2 separate regions of the Homo sapiens genome follow, and region 1 is linked to region 2. A link is an interaction called in ENCODE POLR2A ChIA-PET data of the cell type or tissue named here. Cell type or tissue: HepG2. All regions are shown on one strand. Each heading gives the region's core, and the rest is flanking DNA. Links, peaks and the distances in the headings are about the cores only.

Region 1 (16,082 bases), core at 4,290-12,289, 80 kb after region 2:
CTGCTGAGCTGAGAGGTCACAGCTCTGCCTCACAGCACCCTGGCCAAGTTTTCCATGAAATCATCCAAAGCCAACAGGAGTTCCGGGAACCATCCATCTGGAGCTGCAGCTTCCTCCCTGGCTGTGGGGATCTTCAGATCCCTTGGGCCTGGGATAAGTCCACTCTCCACACATGTAGGGGAAACATGCCAGAGGGCCAGCCCTTGTTCCCAGACACGGCCCTGGCCCCTAGCAAGCCTGCTCAGACACAGGGGGATGGTTACAGCAGACCTACCTAGCTGGCTAATGTCTCCCTAGTAGCCAATTAATTGCAGCATTCACTGAGGGACTAGGCAGTCATGCAGAGGCCAAGCTCTAAAGGGCACCCACCCCAGCCTGTCCCCCAACAACCCAGACACACAGACCCACAGCTACATCCCTGTGCAAATGCCATAATCCCAGCTTGGCTGCACGAACATGCGCACCTCTCCCATCCATGGCAGCGGGCCCAAAGGGCAGGCAACAGGCAGAAAGCAGCTGGACACTAGGGGTAAGCTGAGGAAGACCAGCCCTCGGCCCCTTCCTCTCTACACAGAGTGGTGGGGAGACAAGGAGGAGCGAGGGATACTGACCCGGGCCTGAGGAACACCTGACCCAGCAGCACAGAACAGAGATGAGAAATGGGCCCCATTTCCATCCCCCAAATCCTTCAAGATGACCACTGAAGCTGCAAAAAATCAATTTTCTGCAGCTTCTTCGGAAGCCAGGATTTATTTTCTGTGTGTGCAGAGCTATTGGCTCAGCTGTTTCCCATCAGCTTCCTGCATGCTTCCAGGCAGAGCACAGCCCACTGCCTCCCTCTCCTTCTTCCTCCCGCAATGCTCAAACCCACACCCAAGGTAGACCCCTAGGAAAAGCAGAGGGTCTTGACTTGGGAAAATCAAGCCACGTGTCAGGAGTTCACCCCTGGATATCACCACCTCATGTTTCCAGAGTCCCCAGTCACTTGCAAAGGACCTCACACATGCCCCGGCTAGGAGACAAGGCTAAAGCCTGTGGAGTCAGAGGACGAGAGAGAGAGAGAGAGAGAGAGAGAAGGGGCAGGACAGAAGAGCCGCTGGACCCCAGATTCACAGGGCACAAATGCATTCTCTAGGTGGTAACATCAGAGCCACCACTTCTCAGTGTCAGTCCATATTTACTGAGTGCCGACTGCCCGGGACCCTGTGCCAGAGCTGCGCCCCAACCCCATCCATCCCGAGCTTCATGATAATAACATTATTCTTTCCAACTTTGGGCTGATCAGGGTTTATAAGGGCTCCCACTTCACTTTTTACCAAAAGAAAATATCTTTCCTTTGCATCACGATCAACTGTTCAATGTTCCCCTCCCACAGGGGTCCTCTTCCCTGACCTATGTAGTCAGGCCCCTGACAGTAGTGACCATGGACTGAGATGCATGGGCAACACCTGTCACACATACACGCAGTGGTGTTCAGCAAGGGACACTGCAGACCTAGTCAAACCCCTGGGGGCACCTTTAGTGAAGGCTTTGTGCCTCACTTTCTCTCCACAGTCATTCTTGGCAAATCCTGGCACGGTCTGCGTTTGCTCTCGATCAGTGCTCTCAAGGTGTGGTCCCTGGACCAGCAACATCAGCATCATCTGGGAACCTTGGTGAACTGCATTCTCATGCCCCACCCCAGGTCTCCTGAATCAGAAATCCTGGGGTGGAGCTCAGCAGTCTGTGTTTTAACAAGCCCTCTAGGTGATTCTGCTCAAGGTTGAGAACCACCGCTCTATGCGCCCATGTTGTGGGGGGAACAGGCTGCAGGTGGGGGGAGGGGTGCCCCCCGGCTCCTCCCTCTGCCCTCCCTCAGCCAAGGTGCTATGCCGACCTGTCAGCTCACAAGCCTGAGGGAAGCCTTCTGCCCCCCAGGCTTCTCCTCTGTCTGGATCTGGGGTCCTCCTAGGCCCCCACACTAGGCTAGCTACCCCACCTCTTGCTGCAGGCTCCCAAACCCCCATGTGCTGACGAATATAAAATCTTCATTCTCAGCATAATTGAAACATACAACATGCACTGATCACATGCCCGTCTCAGGGGTCTTTGCACTTCCTGCTTCCTAAGCTAAAACCCGCTTCCCCAACTGGTGTGCTCCACTCCCTTGCCTCACACAGGTCTCTGAGTAAATGTCACCTCTTCAGACAGGCCCACCCAGACCACCTCGCCTAAGGGGAATGCCTCTTTTGCTCCATCTTCTTACCCAGCTAACTTTTCCTTCATCTCCACCGAATATTTTGTTGTATATCTACTAATTTGTTTGTGGGGTTTTGGTTTGTTCAGGGTTCTTTTTGTTTTGGGGGCTATTTCCGCCTCTAGGTGGTAGACTCTACGAGGGCAGAGCTTTCTTCATCTTTACTCACTGCTGCATCCTCCCTGCCTAGAACATGCCTGTCACGGAGCAGGAGCTCAGGCAATATATCCCGGGTAAATGAATGGATATGTATATAGAAACAAAAATTAGTGCAATCCACTCCTTGTATTTATCACCCTTGAACACATAAAAGCCAAAGCAAATTTGGAAATAAAATACAAACAAAACTACCAATAAAATTAGATGATGTGTTTTGCTAAAGTTAAATTGCCAAGAATGGGTTTAATAGTAGAAAGATGTGGCCTCGGGCCAGTTCTGTTTCTGTATTTCAATTTAATTAATACCAACGCAGAGAGTGACTGCCTGCAAACAGATGTATGCAAACAGACAAAGTAGCATTAATAACTTTAAGGCTTTGTTTGTAAGTTCGGGTTAACCAGCCTTGATACAACACCAGAACCCTGCACACAACCCTGAGGCATCAGTTTTAATGAGGGATTACCTGATAACTCTATAAAGCTGTCCTGTTCACTTGAAGCCACATTAGCCCATGGTGCTACTAAAATCTGCCTTAAATAGACATTTAGTTCATTTCTTCCTAATTCTAATCCCAGCAATCTCTTCCTCACATAGTTCCCAGCACATTTACTGCCAATGAACTCCAGCAAGTTGCCACATGGCAAGCCAGAATCTGTTTGCCATATGAACGTGACCCTGGTCACCAGCTAATGGGTGCCTGGCCTCCGTCCTGCCCACTGGCATGAGCTTTGTTCCACCTTCACTTTACCTAAACAAATGCAAGCAAACTGAACTTCCTTTGTACCGTGGACCTCAGCAGTGTTCGGCCTTCCCTCGGTGCAAACGCGAGCAATCGAACAAACACCGTTACGAAGACATGTAAAGGGTCTCTTCAGTGGTGCCGTAAATCCAAGTTACGAGGTGAGTACTCAGATAATCTTGATGAGATTGTATGAATTTTAACAGATTTTTATCAAAATGAAAACACAGACTTTTGAGAATTGAAAAACAGGGCTCCAAGCCACTGATGTCTTCACCTATTCCAGGGCCTGGACACTTGTCACCAGGTCCCTCTGAGCAGTGCAGCAAAGCACTGACGTGCCAAATTCCAGCACACAGACCAGGCACAATCTTACTATCCGAAAATGCAATTGGTAAGCCACCACAAACTGTTCAAGTTCCGACCACAGCTGTGCCCCACAGAGCTGTGAATCGTCTCACTGGATTCACACATGTTGAAAATGGTTCTACAATTCTGGCATCTGCCAGAGCTTTCCAGGGATGAAGGCATAATGGGTGCCAAAGGTTTAATTAAAAATTTATGGAAGAAAAACTTACGCTTGAGAACATTACATCCACTCTCTTCAGTTTGAGTTTTATTTCCCCTGCCAGTGTGGACAAGAGTGCCATGATTCTGTTTCATGACAACTTCTAAGTCCCGAGCCTCGCACCTGGAGGGATGCCGGCAGAGGTCATGCTCTGAAATGGGGCCAGCCTCGGCATCCTGCCCAAATGTTTATCCGGAAGTGGCACCTGTCCTGGTGGGGGGGGGGATGGTGCCAAGATCAGCTGCCCTGGAGGCAGATGCCAGGTTCAGTTGACCAAAGGGTCATCTTGTCCAATCTCCTGCCAGCCAGCAGGTCCTCAGCAAAACCATGGGATTTGGTGGATTCTCCTAAGACTCAGCTCCCCAGTCTTAAGCAAAACCAACTCTCCTTCTCCCATCTTCCATCTCCCCAGCTTCTGAGGACAGTGCAGGAACTATCCAGGGAGGAGACAACTCTCCCCAGCCTTTTCTTTCTCAGTAGGAGAGAGTTTTTCACTCAGCAGGAAGAGTTCTTACAGAATCTAGAAAAAAACAGCTCATGCTGCTCTCCATGTGGCCTGAGGACTAGCCCTTACCCTCCTGTGGCTCACTCTCTCCCACATGCCAGGCACAGCCTCTGTCCTGGCACACACCCTCCGTTCTCCAAGAGGAGGAGGGAGTGCCCTGTGTGTCCAGAAAGCATTGCTCTGTGTCAGTCATCTGTATCCACCACCCAAATCAGGGGCGAAGCCAGGAACTCACGAAGACAAAGGCCTGGCAGCCCAAGCAAGCTGTGGGCAGGCGGCAGGCCAGCCGGGACCCAGCAGCAACAGAGAACGGACCCTGGGCTGGCACAGCAGCCAGCAGCAGCAGCCCTCACCTCCCAGGGACGGAGCCGCCCTGCCAAGGGCCCCAAGGCCTGGCTCCATGCCCACCTGCCCCTCACCTGCCCTCAGGGAAGCTTCCGTGCTCTTCCATGTTGCCAGTGGCCCTCAGGATGCCTCCCAGCAGGACCCTAGTTTCAGCTCAAGAACCCCAGAAAGGAGTCTGGGGTCTCAAGAAGAGGGGTTTAGCCGAGCTCCCCTACAACCTAGTCCAGCCTTTTTTTTTTTTTTTTTTTTTTTTTTTTTTTTTTTTTTTTGAGACAGGGTCTTGCTGTTATGCAGGCTGGAGTGCAGCGGCACAATCACAGCTTACTGCAGCCTCAGCCTCCTGGGATAAAGTGATCCTCCCACCTCAGCCTCCTGAGTAGCTGGGACGACAGCTGCATGCTACCATGTCCAGCTAATTTTTTGTAGAGAAGGGGGTCTCTCTGTGTTGCCCAGGCTGGTCTTGAACTCCTGGGCTCAAGCCACCTGCCCACCTCAGCCTCCAGAAGTGCTGGGATTACTGGCGTGAGCCACTGTGCCTGGCCCTAGCCCCGCCTTTTTTTTCTTGAGGCAGAGTCTCGCTCTGTTGTCCAGGCTGGAGTGCAGTGGCACAATCTTGGCTCACTGCAACTTCTGCCTCCCGGGTTCAAGCTATTCTCATGCCTCAGCCTCCTGAGTGGCTGGGACTGCAGGCACGTGCCACCATGCCTGGCTAATTTTTGTATTTTTAGTAGAGACAGGGTTTCACCATGTTGGCCAGGCTGGTCTCAAACTCCTCCTAGCCCCTCTCTTGATGGAAGAGAACCCAGGGCTCCTCCCAGAAACACATTTTGGTTAACTGCTACCTTCTTTTCGTATCTCCTCACTAAAAAGCCTTTCTCTGAGAACCCTTCCTGACAATCATTAAAGGAGGGGGGACATAGAAGTGGCAAGTGCATGCAGTCTGGTCAGGTTGCCCACCTCACAGCAAATCTCCCCCTCTGTCTCCCCAAGCCAGGAGACTGGGCGGGATGGGTGGGGCAAATCTGACTTGGACCCCTCGGTAACCAGTGGGTAAAAAGGGCAGGCTGGTTCCTGCTCACTGAAGTCATGGCACAGTAAGGTGAAGGTGCCCCGAGGGTGGGGAAGGGCCCTGGCAGTCACCCACCTTGACCCAATGGGGCCACAGAAAAGTTGTGAAGAGGCCTTGGAAAAGACTGTGTGGAGGAAGACTTGAAAGGCTGGGTATTGGCTTGGACCCTTGAGAGGAATCATCAGCTAGTCTGTGAATCAGGGGCCTGCTCTGCCTGCAGTTCCTAAGTACCTGCTGGAACTGGGAGCTGTGTTAAGGCTTCTACAGACATTCAACCTTCCCAATGGTCCTAGGAAGTATATGATATTATTCCCAATTAGCAGATGAGATGACTGAGACCCAGCCTGAGGGGCCCATGGTGCCATTCCACAGGTGTTCTTCACTGCCACTCCACGCTCCTGAGCCACACCCTCCTGCAGTGGGGAAGCAGCTCCTCCCTCTGACCCTGGAGGCCCAGGGAGAGAGACTGACCAACCCTGACTCTGCCCTCTGTGGCCAGTCCTCAGCCAGCCCTCTTCCATGCTGTGTTAGTAACTGCATGGCCCCACCCTGCCTGGCCTACGCTGGCCTCTAGCTCCACTCACATGCCCTGTGCACTCCCTCTCCACCTTCCTGGAGCACATCTCTGGCACCAGCACTCACCTACTCCAAAACCTTCAATGGCCCCTGATTTTCAGACTCAAGTGTGGGCAAGCCAGTCGCTGAAGGCCTTGCGTGATTAGGTAATGACTTGTCCTTTCTAGAGGTCTTTTATGGGACTTTCTCCTGTGGGGATACCATCTCCCACTCCAATGGGACTACCCATTGGCACACTATCCTGGATCCTTGCTTTGCCTGAGATTTACCTTCTGCCTGAAACACCCCTCCATGCCCCAAAGACTTCAAATGTGTGCAAACCCAAGGCTGCTGCTTGGAGCTGGTGAGCATGCAGAACTGTGAAGAGAGCTTATCAGCTGGGGCAGGGGCAACATGATGTGGGAGAAGACTCAATGCGTACACGAGCAGGCCACTGGCCTGAAGAGGGAATTGTGGGCACTCTCTGCTCCACACTGGGGTGCTCCCAGAGGGCTCTGCACACGCTGCCCCTGCCCTGGCCCCTTGGCTCGCCATCTTGGCCTCCCTTAGCAACAGCAATGCTGAGTCATCCCTCTCCCATGGGCACGCAGCCCTCTCAGTTCTGTACAAAGCACAGCCGCAGCCACACAGCTCTTATGCAACTTGGCCCTTCTCTGTAAGGGTGTTGGAGGGTGCTGCTGGAGTGGGCTCAGGGCTTTCTCTCAAGCCCCATCTAGGGCACGTCTCCACACTCATGCCCTGCACTTGGAGGCTGGATGCTAGGCGCACCTGGGCATTGGATGGGTCTCTGCCAACCCTGAAGCAGGCATCTGGATGCAGGGATTCCTGAGGAGGGCGGTCCGAGGCAGCACTAGTTCAGTTGAGGCCTCTGCTGACAGCAAGCGGGCCTGTCAGCAGGGCTGGGTGCCTTCTCCTGACCACATACCTTTATCTGCCCCATGCCCCTGTGCTTCCCAAAGCTACCGAGAATCCAGAGGCTGAGCCTCAAGGCGCTGGGCTAGGGGACTGGAGCCTGAGTTCCTGCTCTGCCAGTCTGCTCGGAGCCAGTGTGACTTTGGGAAAGTCCCTGTTCCTCTCTGGCCTCAGTTTCTACATGCATAAAATAGAAGCTGAGACTAGACTGGTGGTTTCCCAGCTTTGTTCCTGGAAGCCCTGGAGTTCTGAGGAAGGATCTCAGGGACCCCTTCACAGGCATGTTGCTAAACCCAAACCCTTCTGCAGCCACACCTGGGGCCTGGAGGCCTATCAAAGCTGAGACCTCTGGTGCCTGGTGCATAACCCTGGGCAAGTGTTTCCCTTCACAAGACTGAACTCTGGCCTCACCCTTTCTTTCCACTAACATACAGGCTTCCACGAAGCCACAGAATGGGGACCTGGCCTAGAGGTCAGCGGGCCTCCATCCTGGGCAAGGCAGAGCAGGGCAGGATGAGGGAGGAAGGGCCAGGCAAGAATGATAGCAGGATCTCGGCAGGAAAACAAGTCCAGAGTCCATGCCCCATAAATCAACGAAGTGAACTAGTTACAAAGTTGCAAGAGCTACAAAGACAAGCAGGGAGCAGTGAGGCAAACAGAGATGAGCAACACCAGAGCCCTCTGGAGGAACAGCAGCAGGAAGAGGTGCTTCCAGAGCCCAGAAACCAGGGCCACCCAGGAGGAACTAAGGTCACCTAAGGGCCTCCTCAATCTGGGAGAGCTGAGGCCACAGAAAGAGGCTGATGAATGATGGCTAGAGACACAGAGAAGACACAACTGCTGCAGAGACACCACCAAAGCCAGAGCTTGGAGGAGACATACCCTTTCCTCTCTCTTCCGCCTGCCCTCCCATCTGTCAGTGCCTCTCATTGGCCAAACTTGGCCAGAGTCAGTTTTCAAGGAAGCCTGGGACCTGTGGTTTGCAAGGCCAGCCCTTGGGATACAGAGCCAAGCAGGGGAAGGGCAAGAATGGATCTGAGAGCGAAGAGGCAAATGGCAGCCATGAAGCCACTCTCAGACCCCCAGAGATCCCTGCCCTTCCAGGTCCTGCCCATACGCCAACATCCAGCTAAAACCATCTTCCCCCAGGAAGCCTGGGTTGCTGGTTCTGGGCCAGCCTGGATCTCTGCCTGGCCACACTCTGGCCTTGGTGCCCCCTTATCCATACAGGATCAGGGCAGGAGGCTCCCACTGCATGCTCTCCAGTCCCATAGATGTCCCTGAAGCTCAGCAGGCCTCTGTCACAGCTGAGCACAAAGGCTGATGAGCCTTTTATCCTCAATTCCCCAGCTGGGTTTCTTTCCAAGAAAATTTATTTTTTCCCAAATGAATATTCCCAGGTCATTTCTTGGGAAATGTATGTCATTGTCATTGGTTTTAAATAACTGGACTGGATGGATGCACAAAAGGAAGCCAAGCACTCCCCTGTAAAATTGCTCTAGGGCCAACCTGACCTTAGAGGGGAAAGGAGGAGGGAGTGCTGCACTGCCTCTGAGAAGACTCACTGAGAAATGCATGTTTAGAGCAAGAGATTCCTGAGGTCCTGGACAGAGGGAAAGATTTTCACTTCACTGAATATGATGGGATCTGGCCCGTCTCTTCCAAGGACCCTTCCCACCCCTGCCTGGCCCCAAGCCCTACTGCTCCCAAGAGTCAGCAGTGGCCTTCTAATTGGCCATGTTCTCCATCCCCTTTTCCCAAGACTCGATAACCCTGAGAGTTGCATTTTCAAACAAAGGCTTGACAATGTCAACTCTCCTCCTATTACCTCTCTGCTGTTTCCCAAATAAACTGCAAGCACCAGAATCTGAGAGATGAGGCCAGTGGAGTGCCAAAGCCAGCTCCTGCTAGCTCACAAGAACCTAGTATTCAGTGACATCAAACTGATAACTTGAAATCAGCCATGGTGGGAATATTTACACCATGGAAATTGGCAAATGCCTCACATCAGAGACTTTTCTACTTTTTTTCCTGAAGAGCAGCTGGTTGTTAAATGCTTACCAACACACCACTAAATGAGGTCTTTGATGTTCTGGGCACATATCACCCTAGCCCCCTCCACCACCACCAATCCCAGTCTCAAGTCCCGTTATCCTCTCTCCCACCCTCTCCCTCCCAGCTGTTCAGCCAACACACCAGGTCTTCCCAAGCCTCCTTGGGAAGCTCATGCTTCCCCCCTGCTGCCAGAGGGGAGAGAACATGAGGGTGCTTCCATCCTGGGTTCAGATCTATCTGTGGAACATTGGGCAAGTTGCTTGCTCTGTTCTCTCACCTATAACAGGCAGACAGCAACACAGGCCTTCATGAACATGAAATAGAAGCATAGCTGTTGCAAGTTCAGCACAGTGCTTTCCAAGGATGGGATCAGACAATGACAGCCCCTTCTCTACTAGCAAAAATTCTTTCATGCCTCAAGGTTCAGCCTGAATTCCACCTCCTTTGTGAAGCCAGATCTGTGAACCCAGCAGAAATGTCCTATTCCCTCCTGGCAGCCTATCCCTGGTGACTGTAGCTCTGTGACATGAGACCAGAGTCCCTTGTGAGAGCAGAGCAGACAGCTGGCAGGTGAGGGGCAGGGGTGAAGAGAGGGGGACAGGATTTACATGCAGCTTCATGAGAAGCAGGATTACAGGGCTGACAAAGCTACCAGGACCACTCATGCCCTTACCCATGGACTAGACAGACAAGAAAATAACAGAAAAAACTCCTTCCTAGGATAGAGACGCTCCCTCCTTCTGGCCTCACGCACCTGCAGGCACCTTCCTGACAGTGGCAGGAGGGAGATACAGCATGTGGGACATGTGGCCTTATGTGAACTCGGCATGAATCAGCCTCACAAAGCTCACCTCCAACCACCAGCCCACTTGCAAAGGTAAGGGAAACGTCCAGAATGTGAACCCCCATCAGCCCAGCCCAGATGCCACTGGCTGGCCAGGCCGCAGGAGCTCTGCTGTCTTTGGGATGAGAAATGCCACTCTCACTGCTTGGCTCCTGCCAGCCCTGGGCAGCTGAAGAGGGACAAGGCTGGGAGGGACTAATGTCATTTCTACCTCTTAGGAGGGCTGGACTGCAGCAGAACCCAGCGTGGTCAAGGGGGCACCTCCACCTTCCTGTGAAGAGCTCAGCAGATCCCCAGCAACTGGCAGATGTTATTATTCACAACTTACTTGCTGTGTAGCCTTCAGCAAGTTGGCTGACCTCCTTGGGCCTCAGTTTCCTCCTCTGTAAAATGGGGGAAAAAACAGTACCTTTTCCTAAGAAGTTATGAAATAAGTGATTAAGTACTTCAAGCTGTGTCTGACACACAAGTGCCTAATAGGTATTAGCTGTTATTATTTATTGCCCCCTTTTTACACAGGAAGAAAGTGGACTTTAAAAGGGAACTTGGGTAGACATAATTTGGAGTTTTTGTCCCAAGTCTCTGCAGGATCAAATCTCTAAAGGAAATGCTGTGGGTGAGCCTAAGCCTGGAGCCTCCCAAAGAGAAAAGCCTGTGTCTCTTCTGTCTCCAGCAAGGACAGTAGAACAGGGGTTCCTGAAGGTCTGCTTGGAGCCCAGCACTGCGTCTTCTATCACAGGGATCCTTGTTGCTATCAAGGGCCAGCATGGCCCTGCTCAGATTCCACTTGTAAAGTGTAAACTACAGAATCTCAGGTTTACAAGAAACTCTAATGACCATCCAGGTCCACAGCTGCTCACAGAGGCCCTTAAAACCTCCACCAGGACATTGCTTGAATACCTCCAGGGATGGGGAACTCAGTACCTACAGAGGCCTCACATTCCACTCCAGATGCACCTGAAGAGAGGGGAAGGGGAAATAAGTGAAGGGGTCAGGGAGGCTGGTACAAAGGCCGATTTTGCCAGTTTCTCAGTTGAGCCTAAGACAGGGCCAGACTCCAGCCACCCAGCTGCCACTACTGCTCCTGCCCAAGAACTCCGGTTCTCTAGAAAACTGAGAGCCCCTCTGGGAGGCCAGGCTTGGCAGGAAGATGTGGAAGCAGGCTGAGCCACAAACGAACTGGTTCCATACCATTAGGCAACAGGAAAGAAAAAGGGTGGCCCGCCCCGGGCCGGGCGCAGCAGCAGCGGCAGTCATGGAGATCAAAACACCCAGATAATGAGCCGAATTCTTCTCCCAGAGACACCAGCTAACGAAGGGAGCACAGGAAGCCCCATGTCACGGGCCCAAAGTGTTTATACAAGTGTTAAAAATACATTTCAAAAGAAAGCAGGGAAGCCCAAGGAAAACCCTCTGCCGCCCTTGGAAAACGGTTTTTGCAAACCACGTTAATTTGTTTTCCAAAAGGTGTTTGAAGTCTCCCTGTGTACCCCCTGGGCAACTTTAATTCCACCTCCTAATCCCCTATTAAACCTGATGCTCACTAACACAGCCCACTTAGGGGATTATGCTTTTTATTCTTCATTATACAGATACATATTTGGGCCCATGTGTGTTCCTATGTTGTCTTGTAAATTAAAAAGCCACTGTCAGCCACACTTCTCCCAGGGGCCCGAAATAGCCTGAGCGTCATTAAGGCACTGAGGGGATTTGAAATGAAGTTTAAAGGGTCAGAGAGTGTGATTTTTAAAATTAATTTCCAAAGCCTTGTAACCTTACAGCCAGAGATGAATGGGTCCGTGGGAAACTGCGAGAAGTAAATGTGCGAAGAGGCTAACCAGAGAGGACAGGGAGGTCACCTTTGCCACACAGAGCAGAGGTGGCTCCACAGTTCCAGGGGTTCGGCGTTCTGTGGGGGAAACAGGAATGTAAGCAGTAACTAGTATTTTCATCATTGTCAGCAGCAGGCTGTTTCTTAAATACCTACTACGTGCTGTTTCCACACCTCAACTCATTAAATTCAGCAGCCCTCTAAGGAGAGTATTATTGTCCCTATATTTCACATGAGGACACTGAGGCATGGAAAACTCACGTGACTCCCTAAGATCCCATTGAAGAAATGGAAGGGACAGAATAACATTGGATAACGTTGAGACCCATGAGATGTACTGAGCTAGTAGCACTCAATAGCTAATGTGTCCAATCCAATGGATATGCATGATCTCATTAAACCTCCACCAAAAGCCAGAGAGATAAATCCTGTCCTACTTTACAGATGAGGAAGCTGAGGCTCAGAGAAGTTTTTGTTTTTTTAAGCTGTCAAAGGTCACACAATTAGTAAGGACCTCGGACTTGAACCAAGGTCAGTGAGACTCCAGAGCCTAAGCCCCCAACTTCTCTCTGACTCCACAAACTCACAGCATGCTCCCCAGCTGCAGAGAGCTTCATAATGGTAGCATAAAAGATGTGACAAGGCAGCCTCCCTCCCACAGGCTCCAGCACCTCAGCTAGAAAGAAAGCCCTGTGGGTTGAAGTAACCTAGGAAGGCCCCTTGGAGGAAGGGTACAAGAGGCAGGCTGGGGAAGAATGGGCTGAATCAGTGAAGACAGTAGAAGTGGGTCAAATGACCTGCACAGGTGGAAAAGGACATGTGTGCTCACAGGCACCTGGCCAGAGATGTCAGGAGACAGATGGGCAGGAGGATCAGGAGAGAGGTCTGGTCTGGGGACAGATATTTAGGCAGAGACCCTAAGAGCCTTAGGGTCCTTCCACCAAATCCTCTCCTCTCTGCCTTCCCTCCAGGGACCAGGCCTGAAGATGGCATCCCTGTTCCTAATCAAGCTGGCCCCTGACTCTGCACACCCTAACCCACCTCCCACACCCTCTCAGTCATCTCTCCTGTCCGTGTCCCCACTCTCTTTGGATCATTACATTTCCCCTGTCCCCTGGATCAGCCTACAGTTTTGCTGTGATTTCTCCCTAATCTTAAAAAACCTTGCCTTGACCCCCACATCCCTCTCAAGCTGCCACCCTATTTCCATGCTTCCTGTTTTGGCAAAAACCCCTTGAGAACTGTGTAGATCTGACATCTCTTCTCCACCCTCCCGAATCAGGCCTCATCTCCACCACTCCACCAAACTGGCTCTCACTGAGGTCCAAGCCAACTCTCAACAGTCTTTCCCATGAACACGTCCTTTCTCCTGCCTCCCGAAACACTGCACAGCTCCCTGGCTGTACCTTCGCAGGCTCCCCTACTGGTTCCTCCACATCCAAGTTCTGCATTGCCTGAGGGCTTACTCCTCTGAGACCTCTTCACTTGTCTCCTCTCTCCATCCATTTCATCTAGTCCTGTGGCTTTAGGTGTCACCTAGTCCTGTGCCACTGCCATGCCATGTTGCAACAGGTCTGTCTCTAACCCCTGCCTCTCCTCTCAGACTCAGCACAACCAACTTGACATCAGCATTTGCATGTCTAATAGGCCTCTCAAATCAGACTGATCTTCACTGCCCACTGCCCCAAACCTGCACTTCCTCTTCTCCTCCATCTCAGCAAACAGCTGTTGGGGTGAAAGAAAGGGGGAAGTCAGGAATAGCTCTTGGCTTGAGCAATTGGATGGATAGAGTGGCGATCCATCAAAGTCCTACTGACTTTACCTCCAAAACACACCTGGATCCATCCCTTCTCTCCCTCCCCACTGTCCCACGTGAGCCTACACCATCATCATTTTCACCTAGACTCCACAATAGCCTCCTATGACCTCTCTGTCTTCACCTTTGCTCCCTACAATTCATTGTTCATTCAACAAAGGGGTCTTTTTAAACACAAATCTAATCATGTCACTGCCATCGCCATCCCATTGTACTTGGATGACATCCAAACTTCCAGACATTGGCCAGGACAGCCCTGGAGGATCTGAACCCTGCCTGTCTCATCAATGTCACCATGTGCCACTCCCTTCTGGATTCCACGCCCAGCTGGATTTCATGGTCCATTCTCTCCTTGAACACACCAAGCTTGTTCCACCCCCAGGGCTCTTGCAGTTGCTTCTTTGTCTCCTTGTAATGCTCTGTCCTGATCTTCTCACAGCTGACTCCTTGCCATGCAGATCTCCACTGAGATGTCACCTCCTTGGGGAAGCCAGCCTGACCACCCATCACATCACCCAGGTTTAATGCTCTACAGGATGCTTCTCACCCCTGACAATCTTCGTGTTTGTTTATATGTGTGTGTGCTGTCTGCATCTCACCAGAATAGAAGCCCCAGGAGGGCACAAGACCTTGTCTGTCATGCTCACGGCTATGGCCCCAGCATCTAGCACAGTGCTTGGCTTAGATCTGACATTCAGTCACCATGGCATGAATGTCTGCTTCCTCCCATCTCTGCATCCCTCCTCCCCGACCCACCTACCTCCCATAAGACCCTGGTCTTTCCCACGAGGCTCAACATGGTGAAGATTGAGTGTTCCGAATAATGTGAGGGCCTGGGGTTGGGGGTGAAGAGAGTGGAAATCTTAGTGGCCATCTTTGATCTCCCAGCCTCAGCTGCCACTTCTACCTTCCCACGACCAGGCAAAACCCCTTCAGACCTGTGTGTGGCCCTGGGTCACACCTCCCCTCAGCCAGGGGACTGCCAGGCAGGCAGCCTTGAGCTTGGGATTACCCACTCTGCAGTCAGACAGGCAGGGCCCACATTCTGGCTCCCCCATTTATGGCCAGGGGACTATGTAGAAGTCTCTTCAATTCTCTGATCCTCAGTTTACTCATCTGGAAAATGGAGCTAGGAACAGCACCTTCCTCTTGGGTTATTGTGATGATTTGAAGGAAATAATCATGTAAGGAGGGCCTGGCACACAGCACTTGCTCAATGAAATCGAGATGTTGTGGATACTATGGAGCCATCATAGGGTCTGGGAGCAGGCCTCGGGGAGAACAAGGGTTCCACGCATGTTCCTCCTGAACCAGGGCCAAGTGGAGCCAACAGATCTCAAGACTAAGAACTCAACACTGTCTCTGCTAATCCCACCAACAGGTTCAAACAGCCACACCTCCTCTGCCCTGCATTCCTTCTCAGTCAAATGACAGGGCCTTGAGTCAGTTCATGATAAGGTGACATTACAAATCATGGAACCTACTTATGCTGAACCCAAGCTCCTCCCATGTAGGGTGGCAGGCAGGGAACTGATTCACCCCTTGACACACAAGGCACTGAGAAGACAGATGGCCCACACACCCTGAGTGCCAGCACCAGATCTGGGCACCACCCCCAGGCCCAGCCCATGGAACGTGATCTGGACAATGGGATGGAAGGCCTGCACAGGGCCCCTTCCGGAGGGACAATGCCAGCTAAAACTCAGCACACCAAGCCTGGCCCCAGGGTTCCTTCTGATATGTATTTAGTAAAATGTGACTGTGCATCTTTATGTCCTCAGCCTACCAAGTAGCTAGACACAGCCCTACATGCTGGGTCAATTGTACCATAGTTATTACATTAAGCTACACTTAATATCCAAAAAGTAAGAGCTGTAATTACAGCCACATTGACAAACCTTTCGTCCACCCAGCCCTTGACTGCCAGCCAAAGAATTAGAGACTGAACCCTACAGCCTCGTTGCCTGGCAGGTTATACCTGGGCCACAGGAAAATATCCAGCTTGGAACAGTCTGCAAGGTATGCATGGCCCCTGGAGTCAATCTGGCACCAAGGCCTGAACACCCTTCCCAGCAACCAAAACCATCACTGCCAGCCCAACACCATCAATGCCACTCCCAAGTGCTTCCCAGCCTGTAAAAGAGCTTGCTCACACCACCCACTGGCATGTGAGTAGCCCAGGGGAGAAAGAGGGGTGGGAGTTGCTGGTCCCTCTTGATAGGCAGGGACACAAAGAACCAAAGACAGGCAGAACTTGCCCATGGCCACACAACAGTTAGGAAGGAAAAACTAGAAATCCAACAGCCTGACCCCTAACTCCATGTTCTTTCAACTCCTCTGTCCTAAATGAGTGAAAAAAGCAACAGAAATGGACTGGCTGTTATCATTACTACCCCTTTTATATCTCCATTGGTAAAAACAAAATTA
Region 2 (16,082 bases), core at 4,765-12,764:
TCAATGTCTTGCATCCACACTCTAGTCACCAGAGGCTCCAGATCCTGACCTTAAAGACCACAATGCCTCGGTACCCCTCCAGTCCTAACCACACCACACAGCCCTTTGCCTGTGTGTACTGCATCCCACACCCTCATTTTAAAAGATTTACTCTTTGTGTCATTTGAGTGTCTACTACTGTCATGAAAAGGGAAGAGGAGAAATTCTGTCAAGGCCCACCCCAGCTGACATCCACAGTCAGCTTGCACATGCCACACTCAGAGCCGTGGCTGTGCAGGGTTGTCTGCCTGTCCAAGGGTCGTTCTGTCTGCGCTGCCAGCCACATAGCCTGGCCCAGCCCGTTATGCCTTGCCATGCCTTGTTTTCTGAAGAAACACAGGGCAGTGAAGAGAGGGTGGACCTCAGAGCCAGGCAAACCTGGCTTCTCAGTTCAGCCACCTACTAACCTTGTGGCTTTTTCTACAGCACTTGCCATTTTTAAGACTCAGTTTCCTCATTTGTAAACACTTCAAAAGGCTGCTGTTTCAATACAATTATATGAATAGGCAAGACACTAACATAGGGTCTTGCACACAGCAGATGCATTTAAAATGCATGAATTACTAGGTTCTTTCATCTGAGCCTCCCTCTTGCACGCAAGATGTAATTCATGCACCTTTTGTTTATATGTCCTGTCCTCTCTCTGACAATAGCCTCCATAAAGAGAAACTGGGTCTTTTCTTCCTCTGGATGGCCCCTGGGCTGAGTCCAGGGCTGTGTCCTAGAGGCTTCTTGAGAAACAGTGCATACTGTGTGCCAGGAAGAGTGAGGTCAGGGTGCTGTGCAACGGAGACCTGCTCCTGACAATGTAGCAGACCACCCTCCCACCATAACAGCCAGAAATGCTGGATAAGACATAATAAACATAACTTTACATGTAAGACTCAGCTGAAAAAGAAAAGAAAAAAGGACAGGTGTGGAAATCCACAGTGCTAAAAGCTGCAGCTGAGGCCAGAGTTGCATGAGCACGGCAGCCATGACTGTGTCACCTCCATGATCTGCCAAGCCCAACTCAATATGCCAAAAGCCAGACCCACCATTCTTTGGAGCCATCCATCGTGCATGCACTCACACAGTCTCTCACATGTGCTCAACTTAATTCTAGGTATTTGGGGCTCTTTAGGCTTCCACAGGAGCCATTTTGTCCTGTTAAATCAATCTACCAGGTATGACCTTAATCTAATCAGAGGTTTTAAGGTTTTACCAAAGTTGTGTGATGGCCATATCTGCAATCTGATTTTTGTTCTGAGACAATGTCTTAATGGCTATGCTTTAATTTCGTCTTTGACCTATGGCTATATCTTAATGGCTACACCCTGAATTTGGTGAGGAAACAGTTCCATTCTGCAACTGCAAAAGTCTAAGAACTTCAGGACTGTCAATTCTGTTTGCAAACCAGCCAGTTCTTTACTGAGTTCATTTCTTTCTTGTAGCACCTTATAAAATGCAACCAATAACAACTGACCCATACAAAAAAAAAAGCCTCGGACTCCCACTTTCTATTGGCAGAAGGTAGGCTGAGAAAGGTACTCAGCCACTCTAGGGAGGGTATATTTTTAATGCTTTTTTTTCTGGAAGTCGACAAGGAACATGGTGGAAAGGAAGGAACTCCCAGAGGGTGAAACCAGGAGCCAGTGGATCTGGGAGCTGTTCCCAGAGAGCAGAAGCAGGACCTAATCCAGGAATATTGTCTAACCCCAGGGTAGGAAGACCTCACGGTATTTTCCCCAAAGGAAGAATCTGCTGTGAACCCCTGTTCTGTGCTTCCTGCTTGTCCCCCTTTCAAATGGGACAGTTGTGGCTACTCTGTCCCAGCTCTTCAACTGTATATTGTGGTTTTTTGGTGGGTGAACTGGGGGCAAATACTTGTCTCTAGTTCATGGGCCTCTGGGTGAATAGGAACTGATGGAGACAAGACTTCCAGCCTGATGCTGTGATTGGATTGGAAATTTTTGAACCATCTGGGGAGGAAGTAAGTACATTTTGCTTGAGGGAGGGAAGTGAATATTTGTGATAAAGATGACAGGCTGAGGTAGATTGTATTATTGCTCAGCAAATAATCCCCAACTGACTCCATGGCTGAAGTGGACTTCTCACCCCCTTATTTGGAGCTTTGCCACGTGACTTTCTTCAGCCAATGGAGTGTGAGTGGCCATGATATGTGCAGAAGTTAAATGTACTTCTGTGGTTTGTCTTGGCCCTATAAGGCCTGAGAATTCACCCAGGTAACTGTGCCCCTGCAGCCTGGGTCCTGGAAGGAGAGCCAGGTGGATCAGACCTGAACCAAGTGGCTCTGGATGGAGCAGAGCCTCCAGGGCCAACCCACGAACCTGTGAGCAAAAAGTAATTGTTTTTGTTGTATTTGGTTGTATTCCTCTCAAAAATTTACTGTAAGATAGACTGAAAAAGTTTATTATATATCTAATCAGATTTCCCAAAGATAATAGGAGGAGGACGAAGAATTAAAGAGATGATGGCAGATACTTTTCCAGAATTGGTAAAAGTTGTTAACCCTCGGGTTTTGGAAGCCAACAAATTCCAAGTAGGAAAAGTAAAATAAAAATAAATAAATAAATATTTTTTAAAAATCACACTTAGACATATTGTAGTGAAACCGTAAAGCTCTGAAGACAAAGAGAAGACCTGAACGGTTGCCAGGAAGGATGAAACATATCTCCTGCCTGCATGAGTTCCGTGCCTGAGGGGCTGCACATGGGAACAAACACCTACACCCTTTATTGAGGAGATTTGCCAGGCAGGTGGCTTTATGGGTGTTATGTTATCTGGAAGAAACCTTGGAAGGCCTCTAATCTGGCCCCCTCAATGAGAGATGAGGACACTGGGTTCAAAAAGGGAGAGAGGAAATGTCTGCATCTGTTGTCCCATTTTCTTGGCAGATATGAGACTTGAGGCCACAACACCCACCTCCCAGCCTGTGTTTCCTATCACAGAGGCTGAATGTTCCTGGGCCTGGCCCAGGTGGTCACACAGAGAACAGGTGCTTCTCCAAGCCATGTGACAGGGTCTAAGAAGGCAAGGAGAGCCCTCTAAGACCCTGATGCATGGGTTGTGTAAGCAGACCCTCCTTGACTCATGATAGATGTGCCTTGGAAGAAACTGCCTTCAACGTGATAGCTGGCATTTGGGGCCTCTCCTGGCACTACACACCCCCAGTACCCTTCCCAAGAGAGCGCACAGTCCAAACCAAAACCAATCCCTGCCAAGAAAAGGCATGCCCAACCCTATTCAAAAAGTCCCCAGCTAGCCACTCATCCATCTTGGAATGACCCTCTCAATGCAGACACAGCATAATCTCTCTCTTATTCCCCACCTTGCCGAGGTTGTTCTAAGGAGAGTAGCCGACAGAAACAGCACATAAAAATGAGCCCAGGAACAAAATCCCCAACTCCAGAAAGATGAACATCTATTTGTGGGTGGTGGACCCAACTTCCTGGGATAGCTTCCCACAGCCCAGGGCCATCTGCCATGTCCCATAGGCCCAAAGGTGTCAGTGCAATGGGGTCTCCATAGACAACAGTTGTCTCGGGAATCTGTTCCCACACCTTCCTCCTGGGCCCCGAGAAGAAAGGACAGACACAGCTGCAGGTTTTACCATGGCCCAGCCAACATGGGATACCAGATGCAAATGAAGAGGCTGTGGAATGTGTGGACTGGCAAGTGAAGAAACAGCATTTGTCTCTGAGCAGAAGCTGCTGGGCCTGGAGGTGTGACTTGAGGCCATTACTCAGCTCAGTGACAACCAAGGGTTTCCATACTTTCATTGAAGAATCATCTGGCTAGTGTTTCACTAGATGGCACCCCTGGAATCACCTCACAAGTGGCTACTTATGGAGAATTCACTCCGTGGACAGACTTGGACCATCCATTCACACTTGGTCAACTCCTGGGCTCCTGTGTTGGCTAGAGGGTGTGAATTCTCACATTAACCTGCTGAAGTTAATGCAGAAGAAGCACCTCCAAGAAAAGAAACTGAAAGTCCCCCTAAACCAAATGTGGTTACAAGTTGATAACATGGAATGCAACTCTCAGGCAATCTTACCTCTTCAGGATGTTTTAGGGGCCAAGAAACAGGCCACAAGGTCTTTGAATAGCCCAAAAAACTGTCACAACTTCCATGCACTGAAAGCTCATTCCTCTTCCTCACAAGACACCTCCGTGAGAGCCAGTGATGCTTCCTCTAGCAAGCGGGTGCAGACAGGAGCAGCGGTGAGAAGGTGAGCAGGACTACCTGCAGGTGGACACCGACACCAGCAGAACACAACAGCTGCCAACTGGAGCAAAGGCATGCAGGACCATCCAAACAGATGAAAAGCAACTTTTAAAACGTGGCCTGCCACCATTCCAGGCAGGGACAGTGCCACATATCTAAGCTCTGAATTATAGCACACAACAGGGCCTGGCACATCATAACATGCAAATATGTTTAACTTTTTAATTGGAAACAACTGTAATTAATTTTGCCTGAATTAATGATTATTACTATGACTGCCAAATAGAGACCTTTCTAACCACATCGTTCCTTCCACATTGATCAGTTGGCATTCTACAATGAAAAGGAGCTTCTCTTCATCCACATTTATTTATCCAAGTGTGGGCTCATGGACTGCTGTTTAATGGGTTTTACTCCATCACCATATTGTACATTTTGATGTTCAAATGTCCCAGTTTGGGCCAACGGGAGCCCCTTCAAACTGTTTCCATGTCCTTTTGACATGTCTGCATCCTTCTTTGAGCACTTCTTTACTCTCTGGCATAATGCAGTGCTCCTGGCCTATCTTGTACTTTTCCTGTCCCAGTCCTGGAATCAACCGTTTCTCCAAAGTCCTGGTGTCCTTAGCAGAAAATGACATTAGAAACCATCATTGGAGCAACTAGGTATGCTATTTGTTGTATAAGTGTCATTGCTTCTAGGCCTGCCTGCTCTGTCGAAAGAGCTCAGAAGTATGCGCGCGCGCGCGCGTGTGTGTGTGTGTGTGTGACATAATGATATTTTAGTCAATGACAGACCACATATATAAAGATGGTCCCATAATATCATAATACCATGTTTTTACTGTACTTTTTCTATGTTTAGATACAGAAATACTTACCATTGTGTTACAGTTGTCTGCAGCATTCCGTGCAGTAACATGCTACACAGGTTTGTTCCTAGTGCTACAGGCCATACCACATAGCCTGGGTAGTAGGCTGTACTATCTAGGTTTGTGTGAGTACACTCTGATGTTCACACAGCAATGGAATTGCCTGATGACACATTTCTCAGAGCATCTCCCTGAAGTTAAGCAACACATGTGTGTGCATATATGTGTGTGTATATGTATATCATACATTTACATCTACACTTATTTCTATACCTACATTGAAAACCATGAGTTTACATCAATACCTCCAATAACACTGGGTTCATTTCTAACTTTCCCACTTCCATATCTATAACTCTTGTTTTCTAACAATGAGAGAACTGGTCTGTTATCCTCAGTATGTTTACTTATCTGGTCAATCCTCCTATATGTAACCAAGTTCTTGGACCCATCAGGCTGCCACCCACTCAGTTACTTTCCTCACATGGCATTCAACCTCTGCCAGGCCCTATTCCCTGTTTGGCTTGCATAAATGCTTTTCTTTTTAAAAATAATTTGAACAAATTATAAATTACCATAAAATTAACTCACTTTTTAGTATATGATTCAAAGATTTTCAAGTGAATTTATAGAGTTGTGTAACCTCCACCACAATTCAGTTTTAGGTACTTCCATCATCCTCAACAAACTTCCCAGTGTCCATTTGCAGCCAGTTCCCATCCCCAGGCAACCCTGATCTGCCTCTTCTAGAAATTTTATATAAAGGGAATTATATGCCTTTTTGGCATATGACTGACTTCACTCAGCATAATGTTTTTGAAGTTCATCCATGTTGTAACATGTATAAGTAGTTCATTCTCATTGCTACATTATATTTCATTTCATGGATATATCACACTTTGTTTAGCCATTTACCAATCGATAGACTGGATTTGGATTATTGCAAGCTTGGGGCTACTGTGTATAATGCCACTATGAACATTTACGTACAGGTCTTTGTGTAGGCACGTATTTTCGTTTATCTTGAGTAGTGCTGTAGGCAGAATAATGGGCTCCCAGAGATGTCCAGGTTGCTAATCAGCTGACCTTAAGAAAGCAAGATTATCCTGGATTATCTGGGCAGGCCTTGTATAATCACAAGAGTCCTTAAAAGTGGAAGAGCCAGAAGAGGAGGTCAGAGTGAAACAATGTGAGACGGACTCAATATGCTGCTGCTGGCTTTGAAGATGAAGGTTATGAGTCGAGGAATTGTGGGCAAGCTCTGAAAGCTGGAAAAGGGAAGGAAAAATATTCTCCCTAAAGCCTAGGGAAAGGAACGTAGCCCTGCCAACACCTTGATTTTAGCCCAGTGAGATCCTTTTGGACTCTAACCTCCAAAAGTGTAAGATAATAAATTTGCATTGTTTTAAACCACTAAGTTTGTGGTAATTTGTTACAGCAACGATAGAAAACCAATACAGGTAGATACCTAAAAGTGTATATTGGTTGGATAGTAAATTTATGTTTAACTTTTTAAGAATCAGCCAAGCTGTTTTTCAAAGTGGTTGTGCCATTTTATATTTGTATGAAATGTATGATCTTGCTCAGTTTCTAGAGCCTTTCAGGTGATTTTTACTGATTTTCTCCAGTTTTATCATTGCTTTTGGGGGAGAGGATTTTTCAAACTTCTCATTCCACCATACCAGAACCCAATGATTTTTTGATTAAATTATCTACAGAAAAGAGGAGGAAAAGAGGGAGGAAGCGGGGAAAGGTCAAATGTTTGTGTTGACTTACTGGCAATACTGGAGGGCAACAGATTTCAAGGGTTCAATCACCTGCCCGTGTCTTATTAGCTGTATGACCCTGGCTGGGCAAGTTGCCCCACTTCGGCGAGACTGTTTCCTCACTATAAAATAGTACTGGCAATTATAGGATCTGCCTCCTAGGTTTGTGATGAGGATTAGATAATACAGTCAAAGTACATAGTCAGTGCTTGGCCCCTAAGAGCTCTCAACTGTTGACAATGTTTTTAATGGTAAGGGCAACAAGAACAGGTTAAATTTTGTAATATCCTGTTCTATTTAAGTAAAAGATGTGTAATTGGAAAAACCACAGAGTATGCGTTCCTAGAAATGTAAACAGCTGTCTTGCCTGGCATATTTTTCAACTCACTCATTCACTTCAGGCACCTAAAATCTAACTACAGAATTTTACAAGTCATCTGTTGCCAATGACTATCCATACACCACCATGTCCTTCCATCAATAACAACCCTATACAATTGTATATGATTTATACTTTTTAAACATCTTTTCAGTATATATTTTCACAAGGTCTTCATCCCAGTGGATAGATAAACCAAGAATTCTCTCATTTGACAGATTAAGGAAACTGAGGACCAGAGGTGTCAAGTGATTCACTCGAGGTTCTACAGCAAGGAGGTGGCAGAGCTGCTTCCATTTCCTCCTCTTCATTGCATGTCACTGGTTTCTGCCCACGGGCATGGTTTCCTCCTCTCTCTCACTGACATCATTCATGTTTGTTCATTGAATGTGGAAAAGATTAGCTTTCATCCAATTCAAAGATGCTAATAACACACTTAATGTCTATGAACACATACTGATTTTATTATAATCCTGCTCCTCTTGCTGGAAGCAGCCATGCCTGGCTTGGTGGAGATTCAAGACTCACCATTACAAAGAGTAAGCTATGCTTAGGTTAAATTGGCGTTTGTTCTGAGCCCAGTGGCATTTTTAATGCATTTATAAAAATGGAAATGAGTCAAGGTACCCAAGGCCGATTAAACAGGCAAGTCAAACACCCAAAGAGCCCACAGCAAAGGCTTTGCCTGCAGATTCACAGCCCTGCCAACAGCTCCCATGCTCAGTCCTTCCGAAGGGCTCGCCTCCCAGCACAAAGCCCTATCAGGCCTGCCATCTTAGACAAATCTTCACAATGGCCTTACAGCTTCAGTCCTGTCCCTCTCACATTTCACAGATGAGGAAGCAGAGACTCAGAGAGGTTAACTGACTTCCTAAGACACACAGCTGGCAAGTGGAGTCAGGTCTCAAAATTCTTTGAACTTCTCATGCTGCTCCCGTGTTCACTGATAAAGAGACCCCCTCCTCCTGCCCATTCCTTGCTAAGCCCCCTCTGATCCAAAGAGCACAGTGTACAGGCTAAATAAGTGTATAGTACAAGAGAAGGGGTGTGCAGAACCATTTCAGCCACCACCCAAGGCCATCTCTGTGCAGCCTCTGCCCTCCCCAGGTTCATGTACAAGGTTAATTTCTGATTTGACGCCCTTGAAACAAAGAAGACTTGGAGATAGAAGACACTGGGTACAGAGGAGCAATGCCTCAGGGTCTCATGAACTTGTCAGTTTTACTATTGCTATTATCGTTTTTTGTTCTCATATGGTTTTTGGGTTTGCTGCTCTGGGAAAAGCTAATCCATTAAATGAGCGATGCCTCGTTCTCTTGAATCAAGTGTTTCACTTTGTAGAGGGCACGGAGAACAAGAAAGTAATGTGGAATTATACTAGATCCTGTTTAAAATCCAGGATAGATGAGTCAGAAAATGAAGAGCCACGTGTCTCCTCTGTCTCCTCGTCCTCTCTCGCATGCACACATATACATGACCAAAGTTCACATTCCAGCCCTGAAGGATGTTTTCTCAAGGCCCCTCTCCAAGCTGTTCCAAAAGCCTGAGAAGGCAGTCCCTGCATTCAAGCCTGTCCTGCACTGACAGCCCGCCTGGACACTGCAATAGCTTAGTGGCAAGGGCTGCACCTGCATGACCTCAGATGCCAGTGAGGGCCAGGGAGCATCCCCCACTCATCTTCCAGAAAACCTGGAGAGACAGGCCACATATGCAGCTCTCCCTTGTGGCCTTGGAGTGAGACCATTGAGATCACCTGGCCTCCAGGGCTGCTCCCCACATTCCCCAGGGTTAGGACAAGTTGGGGATATGGAAAAGGGGAACAGACGAGACACCCCAACCCTATTTTAGAAGGAAGGTTATTCACATTCATTCATTCAGCCCCAGCCAGGGCTGGCAGACAGCGTACTAGGAGCTGGTAACTATCACTGGCACAGCACTTCGTGGTTTCCAAAACTACTTATTTCCCACACGTTCTCTCTGGTGACTCACACAGGGCTCCTATTGCCAGACAGGGTAAATGTCATGCCCGTTTTACAGATGAGCACACTGATGTCCAGAAGTGACTTGCCCAGATCACAGGGCAAGGGAGTAGCAAAGCCAGGCTAGGAACCCAGAACACAGATGTGCAGGCAGGCCATGCAGGCCACACCGCCCAAGGCTTCAGAGCCGTCGGGGTCCTCTTGTGGCAGGAAAAGTGGGCTGAAGAGTGACACATCAGAAATGTTTTGGCCTCCACCTCAATTCCAGAGATGGTGGAGGTCAACATACACCTCCCTGCCTGTCCCGTCAGCACTGGGACGATCCTTTCACCAGCCAATCCCCACCCCACGTTCCCTGCACCTAACTGTTCTCATCTTTAAATGCACACATCATGAGTGGCTTCCTCATGAGAGCGCCACAGGAATTGAGAAGGATAAAGCCCACGTGGGTCTCTTCGCCATGCCAGGCACAGGGTGAAGCGCTCCCTAGACATCAGCTCAATGTATTATGATTGCTCCTCAGTGTCCAGCCTGGGCACACCATCAGGGCTCAGCACCTTCACCTGGATTGACCAGGGCCCCCAGGTCAGTAGGTTGGTGTCTTCCCTGCCCTGGCCCCCCAGGAGAGAGGAGGGCAGTGGAGGGAGGGAAGGAGGGAGAGGAGGCATCCGGCAGGGCCCTGGGCCACCTCGTGGCCAGGCATTCCCGCTCCTCGCCTTTGTCTGCACCCCTGTAACTGAGAGGCCTGTCTAGACTGAGCGGCTACTAGAAGTAATCCAGGGAAAATCTCCCTGAAACCCGATCCCTCCCCTTATCGAGGGGCAGGCAGATTAGCCTGATTGATTGAACAATGGACGCCGAGGCTTTAACACGATCTCCATGTGGCTCCCGTGCAGAAGAGGCTCTGGGCAGATGCAGGGCCTGCCTAGTGGAGGAACCTGTCCTGTGGGGTCAGCATCATCGGCCTCCCAGGCTGCTGGAGGGAGAGAGCTGAGAGGACCCACTGCTACCAGGGCGACACTAGAATCCTGACCACCACTTGCACCATGTAGGGGCTGCTTTCCCTGCACAATCCAGGTCCTTGGTTGGGCTTACGTGCTCCACATTGTGAGTGCCTGTCGTCTTCGTCATCGTCATCATCGTCATCACTACTGCTATTTCACAGGTAAAGGCACTGCGCCTAAGCAACTTGCTCAAGGTCACACAAGAAGAAAACGGTACAATCTAGAGTCGGCGCTGGTCTGTTTGACACTGAGGCCTCAACCCTTGCCCGCCCTCACATCCTGCCTCCTTGGTGTTCAGACTGTTGTGGTCAGTGTGACACAAGCCCTGGCCATTGTTCCAGATGACCCTCCAATATCCGTCAGCAAAGCAGTCCTCAATACCACCATAGGTGTAGAAATGCTCTGCAAGCCACACACACCTGGCAGCCAGCAGCAAGGCCAAAGGGCATCATTCTCTTTTGTTTTTATCTAAACCACCATGATTGGGAACTAACCTATAAACAAAGGCAAGGCTGTCCCTAGCTGCCTGCACCGAGAGCCTTCCAGAGTGTGATGTCCAAAGAGAAGGCAAGGATACTGTCACACATGGGGACCATCAGGTCAAGAATAAAAGGGTCATCCTGGCCACAATCCGTGGGTCCCCACAGGGCTGGCTGCAGGGAAGCCCCATTGGTACCTTCTGTAATCCATGTGCTCTGGGACAGCTTGCAGGCAGGGAAGGCAGAAAAGGCAGGGAGGGGATGGATGGATGGATGGATGGATGGATGGATGGATGGATGGACGGACGGACGGACGGACGGACGGACGGACCAGTCACAGCCCGGCCCATGCCCAGCACAGATGAGGCTAGCAGAGGGCAGTCCATGGCAGGAGCACTCAAGTGGGCCACACCTGACTTCCACATACCTCCACCAGTCACCTGTGACCCTGGGACAGTCACCTACCCTGTCTGAGCCACATCAGCTTCATTTTACAAACAAAATACTAGCCACCCACCCCTACCCTGCTCTCCCAGGATAGATAGAAATTAAATGAACCAACCTGCACCCTAAATGTAGGTTAACCTCCTTCCATGGCAACAGACTCAACTCCCTAAGAGTAGAGGCCCCACCCAGAAACTTTTGTTAAAACTCAGAATTGACGTAACTTACCAATGAAATGTAACTGTCTGATAGCAACAAGGCAGGAAAGTCACGTTTGACTGTCCTTGGAGTGCTGATCCAAGGTGGTGCATGCCAGGCAGCCCTTCAACACTGCCCACAGCACAGGGCTAGGGAAGCCTCTCTACCTCGGGCACCACCTGTGTGGCTCTGCAACGCTGAGCAGTGTCTGCTAACAAGAGGGCTGTGGCACATAGGCCTCATTCCACAGATGAGGAAACTGAGGCCCAGGAATATTTCATCAAGGAAATAACATAGATTTCCCCTTAGCTCTTAGCAAAAGGGTTTCCATGGAAGCATTATCAGCTCATTAACTAGAGTGAGTAACACTGATCCCCCAATAATACCACTTTGAGATTCGTTTGCAACCTGAACAGCCAGCTGGGGTCCTAATTCATTTCAGCAAATGACATTCAGTGCATGTCTGTCCTTGTGATCTCGGGTTGGATAATCCCTGCACTTCTGGTTTCCTGTTGGCCAGGTAACACCTGTGCTCCCCAGCAACACCCTCCCCACCCTCTCACTGTGCCCCACACAGATCTATGTCTGCCACCCTCCTTGCCACCCCACAACCATTCTTGTATCTTACTCCAGCTAGACCCTCAGCCCAGGACCTGGCCCCATTCCACCTTTGGGATTGCAGTCCCTTGGGTCCTTTTTTCTACTGCCTCAGGCAGCCAGCCTACCCACTTTGGAAGACACCTGCCCACTGGGCCAGAGAGCAACACCTTCATCTCAAATAATGGGCCAATTTCTTCCTGTGACTTTATTATCAGGCAGGGAATGGCCACTAAGGCCAGCCCTCCCTTAGGGATGAGGCCCATGCCAACTGGGGAAGGGGTCTGGGATAGTCCTGACACTGGCATGATACCAGGCAGGACATGACCACAAGGAACTCTGGGTGCTAAGGACAAAGGGGACACAAAGGTAGGTGTTTCCATGCAATTCAGTGTGCATGCCAGCCCCTACGTGGGCAGCAGGGGTGGGGAGACAGCCAAGATCCAACTCCTGCCCTCTGGAACCCCATCCAACCCAGGCTTAGCATGCTGAGGGTCGGGAGGGGCTGGTAGCTGAGATGTAATTTTGGGGGGTTGCTCCCTAGAAGTGGGGCCTCTGGGTTCTGCTTTGAGAGACAGGCAGGAGGTCTGGGGCACAGGTATCCCAGGAGAAGGCAAGATGTGAGGGAGGAAAAGGCACAACTCAGTGGGACTTCCTGGGGGAAGGACATGCCGGGCTCAGATCACAGGTAAACTGTGCACCATGGGAAAGGAGAAGCCACTGAAGATGCAGAGCAGGGCTGAGTTCTCCAGAGACCATTCTGGGGGCAGAGGAACAGGTGGATGGAGCACGCAGGCAGAAAGAGAACGGCAGTAATCGGGCATCACAGCAGTTCAGGCCGCAGAGGGCTCCAGGCTCTTTACCTTTTACAAGCTGTGTGACCTTGGGCAGATTACTTAACCTTTCTGAGCTTTGGTCTCCTCCTGGGTCAAATGGAGACTAAAACAGCAGGGCTGTCATGAGGATTGAACCTGATAATGCATGAAAAGCATTTAGCATGGTGCCTGGCACACAGTAAATGCTCAATAAATGTTTGCTTAAAAAACAAAAAGGCAAAGGCTGACTTCTTAGAGCCTCCTCCCTCCCTCAATCTCCCCAATCAATAAAAGCAGCCCTTTTATCTAAATCCCCGGGACCAAAGGGAAACCAAACACAGCAGCTGCTGCTCAGCCTCCCAAGACCTGCACCCCGCCTGCCCGCGCTTCTCCTGCTGGGGGCCCACCACTGCAGCTGTGGCCAAGGAAAGAATGCTGGCGCAGTGACCTGGCCGTGAACCTTCCCCCCAGCCTCCAAACATGCACAAAAGCATTTCGTCTACCTAAGCAACACAGGCACCACCCAGCCCAGCTCACCCTGCCCCACTGGGGAGCCCATGGAACCAGGGTGATCTGTGCAGGATTACACACCTGCCTGGGTTTGCTGCCTCAGACCAACTCTGGGACGCAAGAAAGAAAAAATGAAAGAAAAATGTGTTCTTAATATTCATGACTCTGGTGGTATTTTTGAGCACAGCGCTGAGTTCCTCCGTAAAGAGAGAAATTCAATCCAGCATAAAACATGCTTGATAGAGGAGGGGGTAACACAAGCTCCTGAAACCCTGAGAACGGTTTGTTGGTCTTTTCACAAGAAAACTGTGGGATCTTCCAGGTGGACCAAGAGTTTGGGAGGCACACACTCTGCAAAATTATCGGGGAAACAGATCAGCCCAGACTCTCAGGAACTTCAGAGACAAGTCCTGCTGGCTGCTGTTCTTGGTGATGTGGCAGTGGCCTGCTCCCTCGCATGGTCCTCGGTGGCTTGTAAACCATGGAAACATGCAGGCAATCTGCCATGGGCAAACACAAGCAAGATGGCATTTCACATCTGACAAGAGGGGGACTATTTCTTTGGCCATAGTTGGGTCACAATTTACTTCCTATAGTGCGATGTAGCAGAAAGATCATGGGTTTGGGGGTGGGTAAGACCCCAGGTTTGAATCCTATTTCACAACTTAAACACCACATTGCTTACCCAATCTGACCCTCAGCCACAGGTAAAACATGGAGAAAATGGGAGCTACCAGTGAGGCCTCTTCTGAGGGTAAAATTAAATGTGATTATGCTCATAAAGTACTGAGCCCTGTGCCTGGCCCATCACTGGCACTCCGTAAGTATCTGTCCCCTTCCCTCAACAAGTGTCCATGTGGGAACAAAGCACATCTACACGCCCCCACACCAAAGTGGGTCAGTGAATCAATTCTCTAGATAAGGCAAAATAATTTTTCAATGACCACCACTAGATAATTGAAATAAGGGATTTTTTCCCCATGGAAATTATCTAAATAAGTCTCAAGTTTCTTGTGGCTGCAATAGACATGGACTGATAAACAAGGGACTTATTCGCCCTGGATGAAAATCTAACCCCTGGTCATATTTCCAGAAGACAGAAGGACAACCTTACCTTTTCAGAAACTGGGATAAAAATGCAATTCCCAATCTCACAATAATTGTTTAGTACAAAGAACCAAGCTAGAGAATCCCTGGGGAGATACAAAATTCATATTAAGATAGTAGAAATTAAAAGTCCTAATGAATGTGACTTTACTTTTTGACTTCACCTTAAAAAGAAGCTTTTGAAAATTGATTTGTATTTTCCATGTTTAAGTGAGAATACCTACGATGAGAGTAGGAGGGTCTAAAATCAGAATTTCTAAATTAGACCCTGATTCTTGTTACTTAGTGAAACTTTCTGTCCACCGAAGGGTTTGGTTGGCATCTTCTTTTAAACTTTATTGGGGCACAATTTACTTAAAGTAAAATGTACCCATTTTGAGTGTACAGGTTGTGGAATATTGACAAGACCAACCTAGCACAGGCAAGATCTAGAACAGAGCTCCCTAAAATATTCCCTCATGCTCCTTTGCAGTCAAATCCCCTCCCCCAGCCAATAGTTTTGTTTGTTCTGAAATGACATATATATGAAATTTTGCAAGGTCTACAGTAGTCCCACTTACTTAGGAGGGATACATTCCAAGACCCCCAGTGGATGCCTGAAACCACAGATAGCACCAAACCCTATATATACTAACTTTTTCCTATACGTATATACCTGTGATAAACTTTAATTTATAAATTAGGCTCAGTAAGAAATTAATAGAACAATTATAACAATATACTGTTAGTAAAAGTTATGCAAACATGATGGTCCTTCTCTCTCTCAAATATACCTCACTGTACCGTACCCACCTATTTTCCATGATGGTTGGCCTGGGAAAGCGAACCCTTAGGTAAGGGCACACTCCTGTGCTCTACGTACTGTACTGTACTGTTCTCCTCAGCATGTCCTTGAGATCCATCTACGAGGTCATGTACATCAGTAGCTTATTGTTTTTTATTGCCAAGTAGTATTTCATTGTATGAATGTACCACAATTTGTCCATTCACTTACTGATGAACAGTTGGGTTGTCTCTGGTTTTTGACTCTTGTGAATAAAGCTATTAATATTTATATAAAAGTCTTTTGGTGAACACATGTTTCCATTTTTCTTGAATAAATACCAAGGATTGGAATATGTTAAGTGTGTGTTTAACTTTAAAAAAAACTGCCAGCCCGTTTCCCAGAGAGGCTGTACAATTTTACTGACCCACCAAAATACAACAGTTCCAGTGACTCCATGTCCTCACTAGCACTTGGAATTGGCAGGTTTTTTACCATGTGAAATATATTCTTACTCTGTGGATTTAGTGAGGTATAAATTACAGTGAATAACATTTCACCTGTTTCAAGGACTCAGTTTGATTAACTTTGGTAATTGTATATAGTTGTGTAACCACAAGCAAGATAGAGAACATTTATTTCACGCAAGAAAGTTCCCCTGAGCCTCTCTGCAGCTGATCCCCTCCTCTGAACCCGGATCCTCAGCCACCACTGATCTGCTTTTTGTTAACTGTAGTTTTGCCTTTACTTGAAATTCGTATAAAAGGAATTGTACAATATGTAGTCATTTTTACTTAGCTTATTGTTTTTTGAGATTCGTCCACTTTGTTGTGTGTATGAATATTTTGTTCCTTTTTATTGCCAACTAGTATTTCATAGTATGAATCGTTTACAATTTGT

The links. ChIA-PET counts read pairs that join two places held together with the same protein. Peaks named below come from ENCODE experiments on the same cell type or tissue, not always from the same donor. Only the 100,000 strongest peaks of a DNase experiment are listed, where the experiment ranks them.
Region 1: POLR2A ChIA-PET joins it to region 2 with 5 read pairs; 3 of 35 experiments call an interaction of 5 or more read pairs at or near these places.

Annotation. Positions count from the first base shown.
Region 1 is chr5:135,221,493-135,237,574 of GRCh38, reverse strand. The region is part of intron 3 of PITX1-AS1 (PITX1 antisense RNA 1); the gene reads right to left. LINC02900 (long intergenic non-protein coding RNA 2900) reads left to right here. Exons shown (of 4, transcript NR_037895.1): 4 at 1-1,341. Among named protein-coding and RNA genes, the nearest start is that of LINC02900, 19 kb to the left of the region's middle. RefSeq lists enhancers at 6,616-6,665, 6,676-6,835, 7,312-7,873, 9,578-10,078. In HepG2, for the core only: a CTCF peak has its summit at 7,780 (motif pointing left); DNase peaks (open chromatin) are centred at 6,794 and 7,684.
Region 2 is chr5:135,301,680-135,317,761 of GRCh38, reverse strand. The region is part of intron 3 of PITX1-AS1 (PITX1 antisense RNA 1); the gene reads right to left. Among named protein-coding and RNA genes, the nearest start is that of LINC02900, 62 kb to the right of the region's middle. RefSeq lists a silencer at 3,937-4,137. In HepG2, for the core only: no CTCF peak of the experiment used is centred there; DNase peaks (open chromatin) are centred at 8,761 and 10,712.